Linked DNA regions of Mus musculus: all the other regions are linked to region 1. Evidence: chromatin loops called from intact Hi-C (ENCODE). Cell type or tissue: heart. All regions are shown on one strand. Links, peaks and the distances in the headings refer to the core of each region. The heading gives the core; the rest is flanking DNA. Region 1 holds the start of Wdr19 (WD repeat domain 19). Region 2 has its middle 17 kb from the start of Tmem156. Region 3 has its middle 12 kb from the start of Klhl5.

The links. Peaks named below come from ENCODE experiments on the same cell type or tissue, not always from the same donor. Only the 100,000 strongest peaks of a DNase experiment are listed, where the experiment ranks them.
Region 2: a loop joins it to region 1, with 2.2 times the contacts of the local background. A loop is called at or near these places in 2 of 42 quality-filtered maps.
Region 3: it touches region 1 in a loop (5-fold over the local background); 4 of 42 quality-filtered maps call a loop at or near these places.

Annotation. Positions count from the first base shown.
Region 1 is chr5:65,195,871-65,202,993 of GRCm38, forward strand. It overlaps Wdr19 (WD repeat domain 19), which reads left to right and starts at 3,826. Exons shown (of 37, transcript NM_153391.2): 1 at 3,826-3,890; 2 at 6,690-6,781; 3 at 7,082-7,123. The coding sequence starts at 3,885. In heart, for the core only: no CTCF peak of the experiment used is centred there; a DNase peak (open chromatin) is centred at 3,721; H3K4me3 peaks cover 1,703 bases; H3K27ac peaks cover 1,692 bases.
Region 2 is chr5:65,104,730-65,111,852 of GRCm38, forward strand. It overlaps a transcript of Klhl5 not described here. Among named protein-coding and RNA genes, the nearest start is that of Tmem156, 17 kb to the left of the region's middle. In heart, for the core only: no CTCF peak of the experiment used is centred there; DNase peaks (open chromatin) are centred at 2,702, 3,302 and 3,572; H3K4me3 peaks cover 2,129 bases; H3K27ac peaks cover 1,761 bases.
Region 3 is chr5:65,116,092-65,123,214 of GRCm38, forward strand. It overlaps a transcript of Klhl5 not described here. Among named protein-coding and RNA genes, the nearest start is that of Klhl5, 12 kb to the right of the region's middle. In heart, for the core only: no CTCF peak of the experiment used is centred there; a DNase peak (open chromatin) is centred at 4,000.

The DNA.
Region 1 (7,123 bases), core at 680-5,679:
AAATTAGGAATGCTCTCTAACACAATATATCAACTGGAGTAACTACAGTTTTACTGAGCAAAAGTGCTACTAATTTGTAACCATTATAGTTTTACAAATGAAAACCCAAGTTTGCTGCTTAGACCTTAGAATTCTCTCTCCTTAGGTTTTATGAAGTCCACCGGTCAGTTTTTTAAAGTTGATTTGAGATGAAATGTATACACCACTAAATCCATCATCTTGAAGTGTACAATACACAAGAGTCACAGAGTTGCATAACCATTACCACCATGTAATAGCCTAAAATTTTCATCACATTTCAAAAACACACACTGCTGGTTTTCTATCTACAGAATTGACCACTGAATGGAGTCTTATAATCTGTCTCTTTTTTTCTGTTTTGGTTCAAGAGAGAGTTCCTGTCCTGGAACTCACTCTGTAGACCAGTCTGATCTCCAATTCAGATATCTGCCTGCCCCTACCTCCTGGGTGCTAGGATTAAAGTTGTGTGCCACCACAGCCCAGCAATGCAATCTCTTCTTGTCAGCAGCTTCTTTCTCTTCATCTGTTTGAGTTGTTATGTGGCGGTCCTCAAGTCGATGGGTTACCTATCCATTCACCTCCTGAAGAAGGCCTTGGTTTCTTCCAAATTTTAACAACTCTGACTGAAGTTGTTATAAATGCCCACGTCTGAGTTTTGTATGGTATGTTTTCATTTTGTTTGGGTAGATACAAGGAATACAAGTCCTGGGTCACATGGCAAAAGCACCCTTAGCTTGGTAGGGAACTGCCAAACTATCCTCCAAAGAAACCGCTTGTCATCTGCAGAGTCCTTCTGGCTAGGAGTTTGGTCAGACATGTTTTATGCATATTTCAAAATCTTTGTTTTCTTGTTTGGTTTTAAAGTTGTCTTTTGAGTCGGTCTTTGGTTAGGCTTGTCTTTTGCACATGTGTGCACTTGGAGGCCAGAGGACAGCTCTCAGGACTCGGTTCTCTCCATCCACAATGTAGTATTGGAATTGAACTGAAAATGTCAGTATTGGCAGCAAGTGCCCACACTCCCTGAGCCATGCCCTGGCCATGCTTTTAGTTTTAATTTAGTTCCATGTATCTATCCTTTCCCCTATGGACTGTTCTTTACTACAGTTTAAAAGTAATCACCAAACCCAAGATCACTTAAGACTTTCTTCTATACCGGCCTTAGTTAAGTTTCTATTGCTGTGAAGAGACACCATGACCGAGGCAACTCTTATAAAGGCAAACATTTCACTGGAGCTGGCTACAGTTTCAGAGGTTTAGTCACATGGCATCATGCAGGCAGACCTGGTGCTGGAGAAGCCAAGGGCTCTATATCTTGATCCAAAGACAGCCAGGAGGAGACTCTCTTCCGCACTGGGCAGAGCTTGAGCACTAGGAGACCTCCAAGCTCACCTACACAGTGACACATTTCCTCCATCAAGGCCACATCTATTCCAACAAAGCCTAAGAGTGCCACTTCCCATGGGCCAAGCATATGCAAACCACCACAATTGTCTTATTTCCAATTTAGCATCTTTCATTTGGTCTGCAGTTGATTTCAAGTAATTTTTGTGAGAGACTTTTTTCAGATTCTCTTGCATGTGGACATACAGTTGTTCCAGCACCTTGTGTTGGGAAGACACTCCTGCTGCCACACTGTTCGGACCTTGCTCTTTGTCAAAGATCAGTTGACTAAATCTTTTTGGATCTTTCCTGGGATGTGTTTGTCTCTTCTATCATCCTTATCACTTAGTCTTAAACACACTCAAAATTTTTTCTTTTACATTTACTTTGTGTACTTACAGTGAGGAATATGTGCAGGGCATATGTGTGGAGTTCAGAGGGCAGCTTGCAGAAGTCAGCTCTCTCTTTCTACCATATGGGACCTGGGATCGAAGTTGGCAGAAAATGTCTTTATCTATCTTGTTGGTCCATTGAAAATAATTAATAATGGAGTGGCTATTTGTAGCTGTACCCATTTAAAAACTTAAAGTGATCCCAGCAGCGACGCGTTCCTATTCTGCACCATCTGCGTCTCCCTGTGGACTTCAGAATCCAGTTGTTAGTGAACCGATTGGGATCTCGTAGTTCCACTAAAGCTACAGACCAACTGGAGGGAAACTGTTATCTTACAATCCTGACTCTTACGATTCATGAGCGTGGGGTGTCTCTCCTTTATAGTCCTTTTAAATTGTTCTCATGACACTTACTTATACGTGCTGGCACGTGTGCCATTGTGTCAGAGGACAACTTGTGGTCATTGCTTCTCTCCTTCCACATTATGCTGGCATTGTGCTGTTTCCTGGGGATTAAGTCGTCAAGCTGGGCAAAGAGGACCCTCCCCCACTGAGCCACCTCACAGCCCTCTGAACTCTTTTAATATCTATCTTCGGTTCTGTACTGTTGTTCACACCCATTATGTATATACGTTGCTAGACTTGTAGCTGCATTCCATTTTGAGAGGTACTCATGAAAATGGCACTGCTCTTTTATTTCAAATCTGCTTATTACTGATATGGAGGGGTGTGACTACTCTTTGTGTATTAAGATTGTATCCTGGAGGCTTGGTATAATTAGCTCTACCTCTACCCCACATCCCTCCCTCTCTTCTACTGATTCTGTACACTCTCAGTCATGTCATCTGCAGTTTTCCCACCTCCTTCCTCAATCAGTATGCTTCTTTTTCTCTCCTTATTGCATTAACTAGGACTTCCACCAGAATTGAGAAAGAGTCACAAGAGGGGACATCCCTGCCTTGTTCCTAATGGGACTACTTTCAAGATTCTTAGCATTAAGTACATCAGCCTTAGGCTATTTGGAGATACTGTTTACAATTTCTATGGTACAGGGTTTTGTTGTCTTGCTTTTTCTTGTTGGGTTTTGTTTTTTGAGAATTTTGAGGGTTTGTTTTATGTTCAGTTTTGTCAAATGCTTTGTTATTATAGCTACTGATGCAACCATGTAGGTTTTTTGTTTTTTTTTTGTTTGTTTTTGATTAGCCTGTTACTATTGTGACAGAGCAAGACAATGCAGAAGTTTCTCCATCTTGTATTCTTGCTGAGGCCATTTTAGGTTTGACTACAATTTTATCTCATGGACGAGAGTCGCTGTGAAAAATTACCCAACTCTATTCTAGGAACCCGAGGTGATGATGCCCAGCTAGCCAACCTTAGCTACTGTGCAGAATCCCACTCCCTCCCTCCAGCCAACTTTTAATGCTTAGCTTCCGCTAAACTTCTTGTTTACCAGGCTCAAATACTACAGGCGAGTTCTTTTCTTTATTTTTTTCAACTATTCCTCCCCGATCACACTAGCTAAAATTGTCTTAATGGTCCTGAAAGAAAACGACTCCTCATACCTCACCTCCGTTAGGGCAAAATCAAAAATAAAAACCCTGCAAGAAAAAAAAATGAGGAATGATACATTAGTTTCTCCAAGCCTTTTTTACAAGTGGATCTTGTAGAAGCCGTCTGGCTCATGAGCCAATTCCTGCCTCCTACTTGCCAACCTCTGGGTCCAGCTTTTTTCCCCCCGGAATTCCTTTACAACCGCTCCTAGGCCAGTGGTTTCTGCTCACATAGCTCAAGACCCTTTCTGTCCATAGGGCCCGCCTGCCTCGCAGCCTCACCCAATCAGAGCTCAGGCAGGAAGTTGACCAGCCCTCGTAGCATTCAACTTCCCGGAGCTTAGCTCCACCTCCATCACGTGACTCTACCCACCCTGCCCATCTCTCTCAAAGGAGGGCTCCGGGGGCAGCTCCGCCCCACGCTCGCTGATTGGTCGCTGTTTGCACGGTCTCCTGGGTGACGAGAACGCGGTAGCGGGGCGGGGGTGTTCTGTTGCGCCTGCGCACTTACAAGAACGGGGGTGTCGCTGGAGCCTTTGAAATGAAGGTAAATAACTTACAAGTGCCAGCGGATTGAGAAGATGTGGCAGCCTCTGTATTTCCTAAACTCTCGGAGCGCGACTCTGAGGAGTTTGTGTCCCTGTCCCTCCGCGGAAGTGCTGAGGATAGAGGAATGAGCTCCGGGAGCGGGCGGGAGGGGATGATGGGCTTGTAAGGATGCAGGGAAAGGAAGCTCTGGAGAGCGGGCTGAGGGAGGCCTGTGCCCTCTGGAATCTGGTAGAAGCCTGATCTGAGTACGCCCGAACTACCGGTATCGCTACCGATTTCTTGTAGCTTAATCCTGGGCAAACCAAGCCACTGGCCCAGAGCCCTAGGGAGAATCAAAAGTCTCTAAAACAGTCATCAAGAATTACTTGGCCTGTGACCTGTCCGGTATGCAGAGCCCTGGTCGCTAGAACACATGATGGAGAAATCTGCACACCTGTGTGCGTCCTCCACTGCACGCAGGTTTTCTGATTGGGTTTGTTGTGAATTCCACAGGGGCAGCCGCTGCACTCCTGTGATTTACCTCAGAGGTACTTACCCCCGCACTGCTCTGACAAAGAAATGGAAACACCGAGTTTAAAATGGTTTCAGCTTTCCTAAAGCTTCACTGTAGCTCTTGTGTGTCCATTGGAATTGGCAGATAACTTTGCATGATTCACTTTCTGGTGTGTCGGAAAGGAGTAAATACTATTCTCTTTACAGTTAAGTTAACCGTGACCTGCAACAAGCAAACCTTTTTGCTGTTCTAGGAAAGCTGTAACTTTTATCTGAGTTGTACCTAGAACCGATATAACTCTGTGGAAGAAAACTAACCTGTAAGATTACAGCCCAAGACAGATCTGCCATGAAAGGAATAGAATCAGGTTTAAGGACGATGTATTCCCAAACTCGCAGAAGTAAGATGGTCTAGAATACGTTGAGTGAGTGTACGTGCTGGAAAAAACCTGTGTGTGCTTGGCATCATAGCGCACCTCTATCTTAAGTTGCGATTCCAGGACACAGGCTTTCGGGAGATGGGCATTTATTCAGATAGCATTGGAGGAGTTGTGTTGTCACTCAGATTCAAGTCTTCAGCTACAGTATCTAAGCTGCATCTACCTAGATAAGGGTGTGCTTGATTAATCTACAGTATTTAAAACTAATATTTTTCATCTAGGGTCATGTTCCTGAGTATTCTAGAATGTAGCAGTCTGATATAAGAATAATATAAGTCAATGAAATTTCAAATTTTTAACTTATAACAACAATAAAATTGTTTAAAAAAAACAAATAACATTGTGATAATACAGTTTGTTTTGCCGAGTATCTCCAAAATTTGTATCAGCATCTAACAGAAAAAATACCAATAAAGCCAGCATTCATTGGTAGCAATGAATCAGCCCACGCCTTTAATCCCAGCACTCTGGGGCTAGAGGCAGGTGGATCTCTGTGAGTTTGAGCTTAGTCCTATCTATATAGTGAGTTTCAGGGCAGCCAGGGCTATATAAAGAGACCTTATCTGAAAACAAACAAATTATCCATGCTATCATTTGTGTTTCTAATAGTCTTTGAAATCTGACATATAGAGTTACAACTAATGCAGATATGAGGACCTCAGTAGGTTGAATCAATGTAAAGTTTTCCCAAGTGACATATTGCCCAGCAAATATGCAATGTAAATATGTGACAAAGAAGTAGGTTTAAGTAGTGAGTAAATGAAGATAATTTTAAAGGGACTGTAAGCATCTTAGGTCTATCCAAGCTTTTTAAATAGTAATTTTGTTCAACGTAGTCCCCCAAATCTGTGTCACATTTAATAAATTCATGTTTAAATTCTTTCGGCATGCATAAAGCACTGTGGCATGTTTTTATAAAGTTAATAATTGAAGACATTTAAAAAGCATACACTTTAATACCAGAACCCAGATGACAAAGGCAGGTGGATCTTTATGAGTTTGAGGCCAGCCTGCTCTAAATAGCAAGTCCCATACAAAGCTACATATTGAGACCCTGTCTCAAACCAGTCAAACAGAAGAACAAAAAGAGTTCTCTGATAATCTCTCTTTTGCCTTGAAGTCTGTTCTAGTTTCATTCTGTTGCTGTGATAAAGTTACCTGACAGAAACAACAGAGGGGAGAAGGGTTATTTCAGTTTTCAGTTCCTGGTTACAGTCCATCAAGCAAGGGGGCACCGTGGTGGGCACATGAAGGAGCTAGTCACATGACATCCCCAGTCACACATACAGAGAAATAAATGCATGCATTCCTGCTTGCTTGGCCTCAGATCATTTCTCTTATATAACGCAGGACCCACTGCCTAGGGAATGGTGCCTCCTACGGTAGCTCTTCCCAAGTCAAGTACCTTAAGGTAGGCTAACCCAGCGTAGAAAGTCCCTTGCTGAGCCTCTCTTCCCAGATGCTCCCAGGTTGTATCCTGCTGCACCAACTACTTACCTTTGACTGATGTTGATTTTGTTTTGTTCAGTTATCATTAATTTGTTTGTTTGTTTGTTTGTTTGTTTGGAAACAGGGTCTTACTCTGTGTCCCTGGCTGGCCTGTAACTCACTGTGTGAACCAGGCTGCCCTGAATGTCACAGAGATCCCTCTATCTGTCAAGTGCAGGGATTAAAGGTGTAAGCCACCATGCCTGGCCCACGCTGTTATTTAGCTATTTATTTATTTATTTATTTGTTTTTGAATAAACATTATCACTCATTCTGCTTTCTGCATATCTGCATGATTAAACTTTGACATATTTTTCTGACCAACACATCATCTTTTTAAAAATGTAAAACTTGTGTTTATTTGTTTATTTTTTTAGCGTGTTTTCTCCCTGCTAGAAAAGTCTTGGCTTGGTGCTCCGATACAATTTGCCTGGCAAAAATCATCAGGAAACTACCTTGCAGTAACAGGGTAAGAAAAGAGTGGCTGTTTGAAATAGTGGCTATGTGTGTATGTGTCCACACCTAACCTGTGCCCATACTGTCTCTTCCGTGTGAATTCTTGTGTGATCATCTGTAGTAGAAAGAAATATTCACTCCCATTAATATCATACCTTAAAGAGTATTTTCCTCAGTCATAACTTTTTAAAAATACAGATTATAGAACTACCAAGAGAGAACACTCACATCAACTGAGATGGAGCCTAATTTTTAAATGCATGGATAAATAAGAGCAACATTGAAATAACTTCTTTATTCTGCTTGATTTCAGAGCTGATTATATTGTTAAAATCTTTGATCGCCATGGCCAAAA
Region 2 (7,123 bases), core at 710-5,709, 91 kb before region 1:
GGCCTTCATGCAAAGGAAGGCCTTCTACTTCCTTGAGCCAGCTTGCTGGGCCAGTTCTTCCTCCCAAGTTTGAGACCTTGGTAGAATGTGTGTCTTAGCATTTCTGTATCTTCATGGAACTGCTTTGACTAGGAAAAAAAACCTGTCCATCTCTGAGATTGCTTTTGAGGTTTTCATTTGGAGTCATTTTTTTTTTGAGCATCAACAATTAACCTCAATTTTATAATTATTATCGACTAAAATGTTTTGAGCACTTACAAAGGACACTGCATTAACATTGTCTCAGTTATCAGCAATAAGATTCTAAGTTCAACTATTCCACTTCTAGTCGTTCTTATATGGTTTTATTTCAGGGACAAATATCTGGGCTTTTATTGATCTATCGCTGCTTTCTGATTCTGTGGAATGACATTGTTTTCACTGTTCTTTCCATCTCATAACCACTGCACTTCAGTTTTGCAGTTTTAACTCCATATTGTTCTTCAGGGTTACTATGAGAAAAACTAGAAAAGTATGACAACCAAGTCAGATACTACAATATTTGTTTTTTTTGAGACAGGGTTTCTCTGTATAGCCCTGGCTGTGCTGGAACTCACTCTGTAGACCAGGCTAGCCTGGAACTCAGAAATCCACCTGCCTCTGCCTCCCCAATGCTGGGATTAAAGGCATGCGCCACCACGCCTGGCCCAGATACTACAATCTTATTACCTAGGCAGGTCATAAGTCTCCGATAGTTATAAAAAGGGATATAAGCTATTTCTCCAGTGTGGACTCATTCTTCTACTAAAAACATAGTTGTTACGCACCTTCTCTGTGATGAACATGGTAAACAACAGACAGAGAGATGTAGCAGCGTTCTAAATAAGCAACGTTCTAGCTCACAGGACTTACATTCAAATGAGCTTAGGGAACCAGAGATGGAAGGCACTGAGTGCTTAGTGCTGAAAAGTGAGGTACTGAACAAGGACTGAAGACATCCATAGGTGACAAGGAAGAAGGAGCCAGCCAGCTGTGTGAAGGGCTAACAGCATGCCACATAAGGGACCCTTGGTGTGTGGACACACAGAGAATGTGTTGGGGACAGCTAAAAGAGCAAGTGAGAGTAGCCCAGCCAGGCTAGTGTTAGTGATCATGACTGCAAAGGATGTGTGGATGGCTTTTGCTGGAGTGATGGAACTAATAATTAGAAAATCAGAATCAAGCCGGGCGTGGTGGCGCACGCCTTTAATCCCAGCACTTGGGAGGCAGAGGCAGGCAGATTTCTGAGTTCGAGCCCAGCCTGGTCTACAAAGTGAGTTCCAGGACAGCCAGGGCTATGTAGAGAAACCCTGTCTCGGAAAACCAAAAAAAAAAAAAAAAAAAAAAAGAAAAAATGAAAATCAGAATCAGCTAGAAAGTCTAGTGAGAAAGACTCCAGCATAGAACAAGTAGCACGGGAGAAGAAGTGGGATGTGAGGGTGCCTGTCCTAAATTGGGGTCCGCTTTCTTTGTTGTATCCGATTCACTGTTAAAGTACACAAACACTGAGGCTGAAAACAAGAATCAACCCTCAGAGTAGTTCCAAATTCCACAAACGCAGGCTGTGGGTTTATATACATTGCGTTCTATAATTAAAGACAATGGGGTTTCGTGTGTAGGTGTCACTGCATGTGGAGTGCCTGTTCCACTGCCCCTGATAAAAGCTATCTTGTGCTTTGCGATCCTAGACAGCGCCATAGGTTTGTATGTATCTTGATGTATCTATCTCCCGATTGTAACAGCCTTAAGTGATTCTATCTCTTTCTCTTGGAATTGTCCGTGCTTCAGAGTGTTGCATTGTTGCTTTTTCCGAAACATTTCCTCAGTTCACAAACATCCTTAAACAGATCTCCCAACTAAGCCAAGCTTAACCACAATTAGGTTATATTATTCCACTATTAGTCTTTAGGACAACTACTTCCCACTGGGTTTTTATTATGAAGACATATTGAAGACCTCCTTGGTGGGCAAATGATATTTTGGGGCAATAGCCACAGTTCACCACCACGGAAGAGGGACAGCCATGTAAAAATCGCAAGCACCAAGTGTACACACAAACACACACACACACACACACACACTGAATACATGAATTACTTTAAGAACCAAGTTCAGCTAGGCCCCTCACCCACATATGACTGACTCACGGAAGAAAGCACTGGAGACCCTCCTTCCTTCCTTCTACCTAGGGGTCATAGATGTTTCTTACTATCGATGAGGTAACAAAGTGTCACAGTTTGGTGCTTGACCCACAGGTATTGGATAGATGACTGGTTTTCTCAGCAGTGAGTATAGAGCAGTTACATGTTGTATACAGGAGTAAATTATATCCCAGCATGGTAAAACAACCACAGGGTCTGCACACCATAACTTCTACGGCACAAACCCACTACTCAGCACACTTATCAGACTTCTGCAAGAAGAAAGGTTTCAGGCGCTGGCCAAGGTTGACTTTTGCTGATTTCCCCCGTAAGCTGAGACATAGAAGCCATCTCCCTCTGGTCGCCTTCCGGTCCTGCAGAGGGAACTCTCCCTCACTTCCCATCCCCAAGAATTCCCCTGCTCCCAGTTTCTAGGGGTTGGCCCATTCTGAGCTCCATAGAGTACGCTCTGCCTGCCCCCCGCCCCCTCGCCGGAGCCCCGCCCAGTATGAGGATGTCCCCGGTGCCCCGGCTCTCCCAGCCGGGACCTGTCCCCTTCTGGAGAACGGAATTCTCGGTCTTTGGACCCAGCTGCGAGGGGGCGGAGCTTAGCACCCTGGGCGGAGCGGGCGGGACTCGGTGGTGGGCGGGGTCTGCTGTCGTGGGGCGGGGCGGCCGCGCCGGGACTAACCGGCGAGCGTGTGCCCGACCCCCACTCACTCCCGCGCGCGTGCCCGCCCGCCCCCTCAGGGGCTGCGGGACAAGTTTGACTCCTGGCCTGGCGTCGCCTGACGGAGAGGAGTGGCTCGGCCCGGGAGGGCCGCTGCGCGGGGCGACGCTGTGGGGAAGGGGCTGGGGGCGCGCGCGGGGCCGAGCATCCCTCCGCTGGGCGCGCCCACCCGCGCCCCGCGCAGCCTCCCCGCCCGCCGCCCCGCGCCACGGTGACCCCGGGCCTCCCTCCTGACCCCCCGCGGTAAGTGCGACTTCCTCCTCGGCGCGGTGGGCTAAGGCCAGCTCCCAACATACATGCGACCCTTCCGGGTCCGAGGACTCGCTGGCCAGGGTGACTTGCCCACCTTAGGAGCCGGCCCGGGCTGGGGGCTTTTGAGCTGCAACCGGGACTCGAACCCGGTTTCCCCCTCACCCCCACCCCCTTCCCCGGAACGCGGCCCTGCCGCCCTGGAGTTGCCCAAAGTTCTCCACGCGGCACTGAGATGGCCCGGCGGGTGGAGCGAGTGCTGCTCTCCAGAATTGTTCCCAAGAATAAAACATACACGCTGGAAACTATTTCGGATCCCCTACAACATACACACCTTGTTAACGTTTTTAAGTAATGGCCTTAACCTCAAAAATAGAGAATATGATTGTAGTTTCCTGGGTTTGGTTTTGACTGGTCACAACTTTGGCATTTAGACAGTTGCTTCAGTGCGTGTTCCGCAATTAGAAGCTGCTGGGGGAACTTGGCTGTCAGAGACTCTACATGGTTGCCATTATGACTATCTCATCTGAGTTTTGAGACTTTTACTAAAAGGGATATACAGAGTGTATCCCCACTCCCCTTCCACCGTCATGAGAGGTCAATTTCTTCTGCATGGCTCAGGAATTATGCGCTGGCAGATGCCCTCCAACTTTGTTTTGAAAATGGAACTGCTATACTATGTATCTGCCAGTTTTACCGATGCACAATAAATGTTAATTCTCCTTTCTGTTAGGAAGGAGTGTAATAAATCTTCCTGTTAATAAACAGTTTAATAAGGCTTTTTATTATTAATTAGATCGCTGTTGGGGCGGGGGGACGGGACTCACAACTTTTTTTTTCCTCTTACTTTCAGCATTTACAGGTTTAACTACCTGTAATGAATGTTTATGTTCCATATGGGGATTTATGTAAAACACTTTTAGGTAAAGGCGAAGACACTAATATTTTTGTGACAAGGACAGAGAAGTAGATACAAAGTTGTAGGAAAAAGAAGACGAACATAGATACTCACAGAGAGTATGTATATCCAGATATTTGAAGCAGTTTTGGGTCGATGTGTACAATATAGTTAAACAAACTAGATGAGAATATTGAGATTGAGGAGAAAGCCAGGCTGGGAGGGAATAGACAATGCTTGCCCTCGGGTCCTGTGCTACACGTGAGGCTTGGTTTGGGTTTTGAACGTCCTTAGAGCCAGGAAAGAAACACAGTAAGCTACCACATGTTTATGATTCCACAGTTTAAAAAGTCAGTTCTTCTGCATAAGCAAGGCATTTTCTAGTAATGAGGCCTGACAGAAACAGCTTTTTATGGGCCCTGAGAAAAGGAAGAGAGATGGTGACATTAAGCTGACATTTTTAAAAGATTCCCAACAGAAAATCATAAATTTTTTCGGGCTCGCACACGCGTGCACAAGCGTGTATGCACACAGACACCCACCCACCCAAAAAGTGTTCTTAACACAGGGCATGTTGAAATTAGAAGTATATGTTCTGTGAATTCCTGGTTGTGATGATCTGAACTAGTATTTCCCAAGCTGTGCTCGGTGGCGAGGGACTTACTTGTCTGCTCTACACAAGGTTCTCTTTGTCCCAGCTCCAAGACAAGGGGAGATGGGAAAAGATTCTGAGCTCAGATGAACTCGAGATATCTGGATTTAGATAGATGCTTTATTTTTCCCCAGAGTTTCTTGAAAGTTTTTTTTTTTTTTTAACCATACTGCTGTAAAATTGATTGATGGAAGAATACATGTTGTGACCGATTCCAAATGTAATAAAGCAGTCCTTTATGGATATTTTCTTACAGCTTGAGAACCGATAAGAACTGGAGAGCAAAGTGTTTGAAGTTAGTGAATTTGGTAAGGGCCAAAATGAAGCTAATCCAGAAGTCAGGGTTTTAACACTGTATACATCAAAGGAAGAGGCTATACACATACTCCGTTAGATGTTCAGCAAGTTGCCTCTTGGACCACATGACCTATAGGCCTTTCCATTCATGCTTCAGAATGTTTACTCTTTGAGAACTAGAATTAGGTTTAGGCAAGTAAAAATCCTTGAATTACTAGTGAATATAAATATGTGATTTGCATGCTATCTTATCACAAACATTATTTGTACTATTAGTTTCCTGTATAACCCTACATTCTGTAGCTATCAAAGATCTCAGAAAACATGCCACAAGTAGAAAGAGCAAAAGAGCTAGATGTGGTGGTCCAGGCCTTTCATCCTAGCATTCTGGAGACAGAGGTATCCAGATTTCTATAAGTTCAAGACCAGCCTGGCCTAAATAGCAAGTTTCAGACCATCCAAGGTAACATAGTGAGATTTGAGACCCTGTCTCAAAACAAAACAAAAAGGAGAGAGAGATCTGGAACAAAACAATAACAGCAACAAATCCAAAAACTATAATTGAACTTATTAGTGTTTGGGGCTATTTCCAGCAAGTTTATGAGCCTTTTGGATCTATATTCTAGTTTATAAGACTAGTGTGGTTATAGCAAACAGTTCATTCGTGGGATATATGCTGAGAATTTACTGGTAGTAAAACAGCCTGAAGGATGCAAATGAGAACAGGAGGCAAGAGTTTGGATTGCCAAGACTCACATCTTATCCAGATAGTCTTCCATCCTAGGTTTCAGAAGTCAGGCAGTGAGGGCTGAGAGGATGAGGAATTGGTTTGAAATTTTATCTGGAGCTGACCTAAGGGAGTACAATACTCCTATACAAACATTTTTTGGTGGGGGCGGGGAGGGGCACCTGTATACAAAATGTTACCGTTCTGAAAAATTGAGAGCCAATGCTATTTATTCTCTTCACCCTGTTTGTGAAAAAAAGATGTTTGCTGAGTATCAAACAGAATAGGTTAGGCTGTGGTCACAGAAGATCCTCACGTCCTAGTGGCTTAAGTCAGCAAAGGTTTATCTCTGTCCTACTGTATGTCTGGTGAGGGTCAGCATGCGAGCTCTGTTTCAGGGGGTCACTTGACCCCAGGCTGTTAGGCTGCATCTCAGCACATTCTTCCACACTTGGGAGGAGAGAGGAAAGGATGTGCTGGGTAATAACAGCACAGTGGCTCTTCAAGGCTCCCATTGGAAGTGACCACATAACTCATAGCTATACCTAACTTCAAAGAAGTAGGGAAATGCTACCTTACCCTGCTCCAGAAGGAAGAGACCTGGCACGGTCTGTGAACAGTCTTAATGACCACTCTACTGAGCAGACTTCATAACCCTGAGAGTCAACACAGGATCTGAATAAGCTGGACCCACCATGGTTTTCAGTCTTCTATTTTAAAAACTGGAAAACAGCATTTCTGTGTGAGTGTGCGTGTTTAGACAGAATTGTGGTAATGAGGATTATAAAGAACATCTTAATTTGAAATGAAATGCTATTGAAAAACCCCACAATTAGATGTACTATTTTGATCAAGTGAGTTTCATTTTGAATTGTATGTCCATTCAATAAACATTTGTTAAATGTGTATAAGGCACTGTTAGGTCTTCTGAAAATAAAATAGTGAATGAGAGATTCTAATGCCAAAAGAAAATTGCTATAATTTGAGTTCTCTCCTTCTTTTTAAGGCGGCATTAACAAATTTTGGAGTGTAACACACACACACACACACACACACACACACACACACACACACAAACACTGTATTCCTCTTTCTTTGTTTTGCTCTTAAGGTTCATTTCCTAACAAGTTATATAAAATTACTTGAACTAGTCTAAGCAACCAGAATGTTTTGTTAGCAGTAATGTAGCTTTGTGTTGATGTCAGAGACCAGAAACCCAGTTGGGCCTCAAGGCCCTTGGCATCGCTGATAGTAAAGAGCAGGGCTGCTTTCTCTGTGTGGTTTCTTTCCAGCTTCTCTCTGCATGTTCATGCCATTGCTCTGATTCTCTATTGACTAGCCTTTCTCTGTTTTGCTCTTACAAGGGCGCTTTAATCTAAGAGTTCACAGGGTTGAAGCTAGAACTTTGGCA
Region 3 (7,123 bases), core at 996-5,995, 79 kb before region 1:
ATGCTGAAACCTGAACTCAGGGTCTCACATGTGCTAAGCACATGTTCTTAGCGACACCTCCAGCCATAAAAGGCTATTTTTCATCTGCTAGATTGCTTGTCTCACCGTGTGGTTCTGGATCCCTGAAATTCACTCTGTAGACCAGGCTGCCCTCAGACTCACAGAGATCCGCCTGCCTCTGCCTCCAGAGTGCTGGGATTAAAGGAGTGCACAACCACGATTGGCTGACAGACTTGTTCGTCCTCTGAAATAGGATCTCACTCTGTAGTCCTGGCTGATCTGAAATTCATTAGGTGACAAAGCACAGACTGACATGGAACTCATGTCAGTCCTCCTGCCTCAGCCTCCCAACTGCTGGTATTAGAAGCATGAGTCGCCACACTTGCCTTAAAAGGGTATTTTCAAAACCAAATATTTTGTTATAATTAAGCAGTTATTATAGTATCAGCTGTGATTTTTTTTCTAGGCAAGTTTAAAAGGGAGTGGGATACGTAACAGCCAGTTCTGTGAGTTGATCTTTGTTTTCCTACCATACATTAGGACAGACGGATAATGGAAACTAGTCTGATGTATGGGTGAACACTTTGTTTCATAGGCAAACACCAAAAACTGGGAGGAAGACGGTAACAGAAGTTGAGGACTTGTGTTTGGACATTAGTGCCATTTCCTGTTTAATTGCGACTGTGAGGAATTGCATAAGTGTTTTTGTCTAAGAAGTGATACATTCTTCAAGCAGTTGAAAACTAGTCTCTCTCTCCCTCTTTCTCCCTCTTCTTTAAAAACTTGAACTAAGGCCAGGCATGGCAGCACAAGCCTTTAGTCCAGCACTTAGGAGGCAGAAGCAGGCAGATCTTGGTGAATTCAAGACCAGCCTGGTCTACAAAGCAAGGCCAGGGCAGCCAGGGCTACACTGCCTTGTTTACCGGTAGTTTAACCTGATCGCACTGGCAAACAGTTTCAGTTCAGTTTAGTGTCCTCTGCTGCACACAGAGCTTAAACAAGTCAGTCATACTCTGAGTCTGCTCCATCTTTGGCATAGTAGTGTACTGAGAACTTTTAAAAACAGAAACATTATGGGAATAGTTTTCATTTTAATCCCAGGTGCGGGATATGGGGCTGCTTCAGATTGTCCACAGCAGGTGACTATGATTTGCCTCGTGCTCTTCACAGGGCTGCATGCTTTGCCAGCTGCAGATAGTTTCTGTGATTGTGTGATGTTTGGGATTCTGGGGACTTTTCCAAGGGTATATAAGTAGGGCCCAAGAGGTTAGTTGTTGTGGGTTGTGGTTTATTAAATAGTTGTGTACAAAGAGGAAACAAGAAGAAATTAGATGTCCTGAGAACAAAGATCAAACTTGCCTCATGGAACACAGGGAGTGGTCTAATGATAGTGATGCCCCTTTTCCCTCTAGCCATTTTTTTCTCTCCTTTCTGTGTTGGGGGATTGAAAGGGTGGAAGAAAAGGGGCAGAAAAGGCTGGAAGAAGGAAGAGCCCACAGAGTAGCCAAGGACTGATTACACAGTAGGGTTTATAACTACCTGCCCATGGAGTAGCTGTGAGCAGCAAGTGACACTGTTTTCAAAGCAAGTGGCAGCATAATCCACTTGAAATCCAAAGCATGGAACCCTCAACTCACCAGAGCCCAGTCAGCCTCGCTTGAGCAGCTGCATCTGTCAGATAGGGAGGGGACGCCTGTTCTCTAGGTGTTACAACAGGTCATGTCTTACCCACACACATGCACTCTAGGCAACAGGCTTAGGAGACAGTTGTAGTCACACTAAGAAACAAGGGAGTGAGTTGCCCAAAGTGACTGGTTTAGCTATCGACCCAGACTCTGTCTACCATTAAGTGATAATGTCAGAAAATAACAGTCTGAGCTGACTCCCTGCTTCAGCCTACTGACCTCTAGGAAACGTGTGCATGGATCCTGGGGGCCCAGGGATCACCAGGCTCCTGTGGCTGCTCCTGAGTAGATGCACACCCTCCTCCCCTAGCCGCGCAGTTGGGTACACACTTAAGCTGATTGTGTTCATTCACAAGCTCGTCTTTAGTAGCTGCAAAGTTAGAGTAATGGTAACATCAGTAAACATCTAAATTAATGACTGTAAAGAGAATTCCATAAAAAAAATTAAGTTGAGTGCTTTGAGATGTTTCAGTATAAATGAGCTGTTTGAAGTTTGCTGTCAAATTTAATGAAGGCTAGATAATTATAAATGATGAAGAGAAAAGTCATCAAAGCCCCAAGTTGTCCCTGTCAAAGACCATGAACAAGCTGCCTGGTCAAAAGAATAAGGTGCTCAGACGAGAATACAAATGGACTACATCACTAAGTGCATTGTCTCCATTAAAGAAGCATTGAGTTTAATTTATTGTCTGACATGAGATTTTTTTTTTCATAATGACCAGGTTGTTCTGTATTCAGATTCTTTCATAAATGCTTTTAAGTTCTCCATTATACAAACCATAAGTAAAAATCATACATAATAGATCATATGCGGCTTATGCAATAAGACCACTCTCAGTATGAGATGAATATTGAATGCAAGGCATTAGTTCTATACAAAAAGACTAGTGAATGAGTGTGCATTTACACATTCAAATTAAGACAATGTCATTAATGGCACATAAATGTAGCTTTATGATAGCTGACGTTTTCATTTAAAGCATTAGCCATCAGCTTCAGCTGGTAAGGGAGCTTGCCCTCTACTAAGGGCTTCAGATCGACCAGTAGTCTACCACTGACCTCGGCAACTGTCTTAGTTTATTCCTGCATGCCTTGAGTGTCTTTATCCTACTATTCTGCAATTCTTTGTGATGCATTTATTTTTATGTGTATCGGTGTTTTGCCTGCACACATGTGTGTGTACCACACTGAAAGCCTGATGCCTAACAAGGTCAGAAGAAGGCATTGGGTCACTGGAACTGGAGTTACAGACAGAGGTAGTGAGCCATTGTGAACTGAACCCAAGTCCTCTGGAAGAGCATTGCGTGCTCTGAACCACTGAGCCATTTCTCCATCCCTTGTATTGCAACTTTTAAATTAAATACCAGCTCCTGAATTATAGATGCTTTGAAAGCTATAATCCTTTCTGTCATCGTCATAGGAAACGTATTAAATAAGCAATTTTGGTAATTGAGCAACTATTATGGGATATGACAGCATCATATGGCATGATGGCATAATTTAGTTTTAAGGTTAAAGTTTCTTTCACTTCCATTTCCACCCTAACCTTATAGTTATGTGTTACAGTGCTTTTATTTGGGTAAATCCCTTGTTAGATGGGCCTAACCATGAAGCCACACTTTGTTTTTCAGTCTCTCTCAGGGCTCTTAACTGCTGAGCTTTTGATGTGCCAGGGAGCTTATAAAACCAAATCCCTTAGAACTAAAAGTTCATATTTATTTTATTTTTTTATTTACTGATTAAATGAGAAATATCCCCCAATTATTTTTAACAGGGGTGATTTATCACTGTAATATTAATCTTAATTTGGGGTTTCAAAGGTATCTGGACACAGGCCTGTAATTCCAGCACACGAGAGGAAGAAGGAGGACAGTTGTGAGTTTAGGGCCTCCTTAGGCTACACAGAAAGTTGAAGGGCACTTTCACTTTCATGGTAAGGTGTTTTGTCAAAAACCAAGGGCTGGGGATGCAGACCATTAGCAGAGGATTTGCCTGGTGTGTGCAAGGCCCTGGGTTCAATCCCAGCCCTGCAGCAAAACAAAAAGCACATAATGAAGCTTTTATTTCTTAAATCAGTTAATCTTTAAAGATAAGCTGGTTCTACTATAGATCCCTATCATATGTATCCATTTGGCTGTTGTATTAGTTTCTGTTCTTTGCTGTGATAGAATACCATGACAAATCTTTCTGGGCTTATGGTTCCAGAGGAATAGGAATTTATCATGGCAGGGAGGTGTGGCACCAATCGGCAGGCAGGAACTGAAAGCTGGGAACTCACATCTTGGACCACAGGCAGGAAGCAGAGGAAGTGAACTGGAAATGATGCAGGCCTTTTAATCTAAAGCTCGAGTCCAGTGATGTGCTTCCTCCAGCAAGATTGTGCCACATAAACATCCCCAAACAGTTCCTCCATCTGCTGATGGAACCAAGTGAACAGGAGGTAGCAACCACTTTAGACTTGCACATTTGTGCATTCGAGGATGGGAGAGAAACCCAACCAAAACTCAGGGGCTTCCACCTCTGTCAAATTTCTAGAAGGCCAGTGCTGTGAGGTATGCAGAGATGTTCCTTCTAAGGTGAAAGATAAGTCGTTAAACTTGGCCCCTCCCACCACCAAGAAAGCAGCACAGTGTTTAGTGGGTCTCTCTGGATTCTGGAGGCAGCACACACTAAGTGCCTCAGAAAGCTGCTAGCCATGGATGGTGCCTGGAACAGGAAAAGACTCTTCAGCAGGCCCAGGCTGTTGTACAGACTGCTCCATCCAAGAGACCTACTGGTACCTGCCATGTCACAGGCAGATAGGAATGCTGTTCAGAGTCACTGGCAAGCCCCATAGGTGAATCAAAACAGAGACCCTTGGGATTTTGGAGCAAAGCTTTATCACCGTCTGCTGAAGGGAACCATTTGAGGATCAGCTCTTAGCCAGCTATTGAGCTGTAGAAACAGCATTCGACAATGAGACCTAAGCTGTCCACCATGAGCTAGGGTATTATCTGACCCACCAAGCCATAAAGTAGGGTGTGCTCAGCAACAACCCATTACCAAATGGAAGTGATATACATGATAGGGCCAAGGTGGGTTCTGAGGGCACCAACAAGCTACATGAAGAAGCTTCCTAAATGTCTCTTCTACTCCTGATGCAATGCATCTGCTCCCAAGAATGCACCATGGCCTCATGGGATGTGCCCTACCGTGATTAACTAAGGAAGAGAAGACTAGGGCCCGGCTGGCTCTGTACAATGTGCAGGCACCAATCAGAAGGTTAAACATGGGCTCAACAACATGGGCTTCTGCTCAACGAAGCTGACTTGGCTCTAGCTGCTCTTGAGTACCAGATATACCAGCAGCAGAGGCCAACACAGAGCCCCTATGTCACCATTCCCCAGGATGACCAACCTGCAACCAACTGGCAAGGTTTCTACATTGAACAACTTTTGTGGGAAGGGCAATGTTTAGTCCTTCCTGGAATAGATGCTTATTCTTGTTATGGCTTTGCCTTTCCTGCATGTACTGCCTCTGCCCAAACCACCATCTATGGACTTAGAGAATGCTTTATCCGCTATCCTAGCATTCCACATAGCATCACTTCTGACCACAGCCAGAGAAGTGTGACATTAGGGCCATGCTCATGGAATCCCCTGGTCTTACTGTGTTCCCTAACACCCTAAAAAAGTTGCCTTGGTAGAATGGCAGAATGACCTTCTAATGACTCACTTACAGGGGCAATAAGGTGGCAGCAACCTGGCATGAAGCATGGTTCTCCAAAAGATAGTATATGTTCTGAATCAGTGTGTGATATATGGTACAGTTTCTCTCATGGCCAGGATTCATAGGTCCTGGGACCAAGGCATGGGAATAAGGATGGGTCCGCTCACTATCATCCCTAGTGACTACTGGGAAAATTTTGTTTCCTGTTCCGGTGACCTTAACTTCTGCTGGCCTAGACGTTTTGGTTCCAGACAGGTGAGCACTTCTTCCAGAAGGTAAAACAAACATTCCATTGCACAGGAAACTAACACCCCCCCCCCCACCGCCACTTCTGAGCTTCTGATGCTGGAAGCCAACAGGCTAAGAAAGGAGTAAGCAGTGTTAGGGGAGGTGACTGAAGCAAGGAAGATGTGTCTGAAGTACAGGAGATCCTTTAGGGTGTCTGTTGTGCTACCATGTCCTGTGATTAAAGTCAGTGGGAAACTACCACGTAATGCATGCAGAACAGCAAAGGGATCCTTCCAGAATGAAGGCATTGTTCTATTCTCCAGAGAAGGAGCCAAGACCTGCTGAGGTGAAGGGTGGAGGAAGCGAAGAGCAGGCAGTAGAGGAAGGTAGTTATAAATACCAGCTAAGGCCAGCAGAAATAAGCTATAACTGACATGAGACTGTTTGTTCTATGTTTTGTTAAAAACACATTTGTGAATATATGCATACATTAAGACAATATTTGTGTTTTCCTTTATTTCTTTTTTCCCCTCTATTTATTGTATAATGTAACATCAATAGAGAAAATATCAGTGGTTAAATGTTTTAAGTCTATATTATCATATTTAAGAGGGTTTTGTTGTTGTCGTTTAGAGACAGGTTCTCACTATGTAGCCCTGGCTGTCCTGGAACTCACAGAGACCTGTCGGTCTGTTTCCTGAGTGCTGGAGTTGAAGGTGTGTCACTATGGCTGACTGCCATATTTAAGTTTTGAGAGACTGAAAGACTAAGCATTCTTCAAGGGGCTTTGCTACCTGTTCTAAAGCACATGCTGCCTCTGCCGTTGTTCATGGGATGAATCATCATGTCATGCTAGGCAAAGTATGTCCTGTTACTGTTTTCATTGGAAATTTATCATCATGGCATAAGATGTGATTTGTGTCAACTTGGCAAGTGGTAGACTTGTGATAGCTAGTCTTAGTTGTCAACTTGCCTATATATGGAATCAACTAAAAGGCAGGCTTCTGAGCGCAGCTGTGAAAGATTTTCTTGATCAGATTTTCTGAAGCCAGAAGAGCAGCCTAGATAAATGGACATAGGAGAAAGTCCGTTTGCTTTGGGAGTATTTGCCCTCACTTTTGCTGCCAAGTCTTTCTGTCCCTTTGCTCTGGTATTTCTTCACTGGTATTAGAGCCTATTTCTGGATTCCAGCATAGCCTGAAGACCAGCAGCTCTCCCGCACTCCAGCACCAGACAGACTACTGAGACATCTAACCTTGTAGACTGCATAAATCCCAGGTTCCCAGTCTTTCCAGATCACATTCTGCAAACTTTTCTAATGAATTCCCTTTAATATGTGTATATTCATCCTATCAGTTCTGATTCTTTAGAGAACCCTGGCTGATGCAGTTGCTACATTTATAATTAAAATAAGCAACACTTGGTCGTTCCAAATCTGCCTCCCAGTTTCCTTGTCTTCGGCATCCTTTTTCCCAACCATGCAGGCCTGAAAATACTGTTTT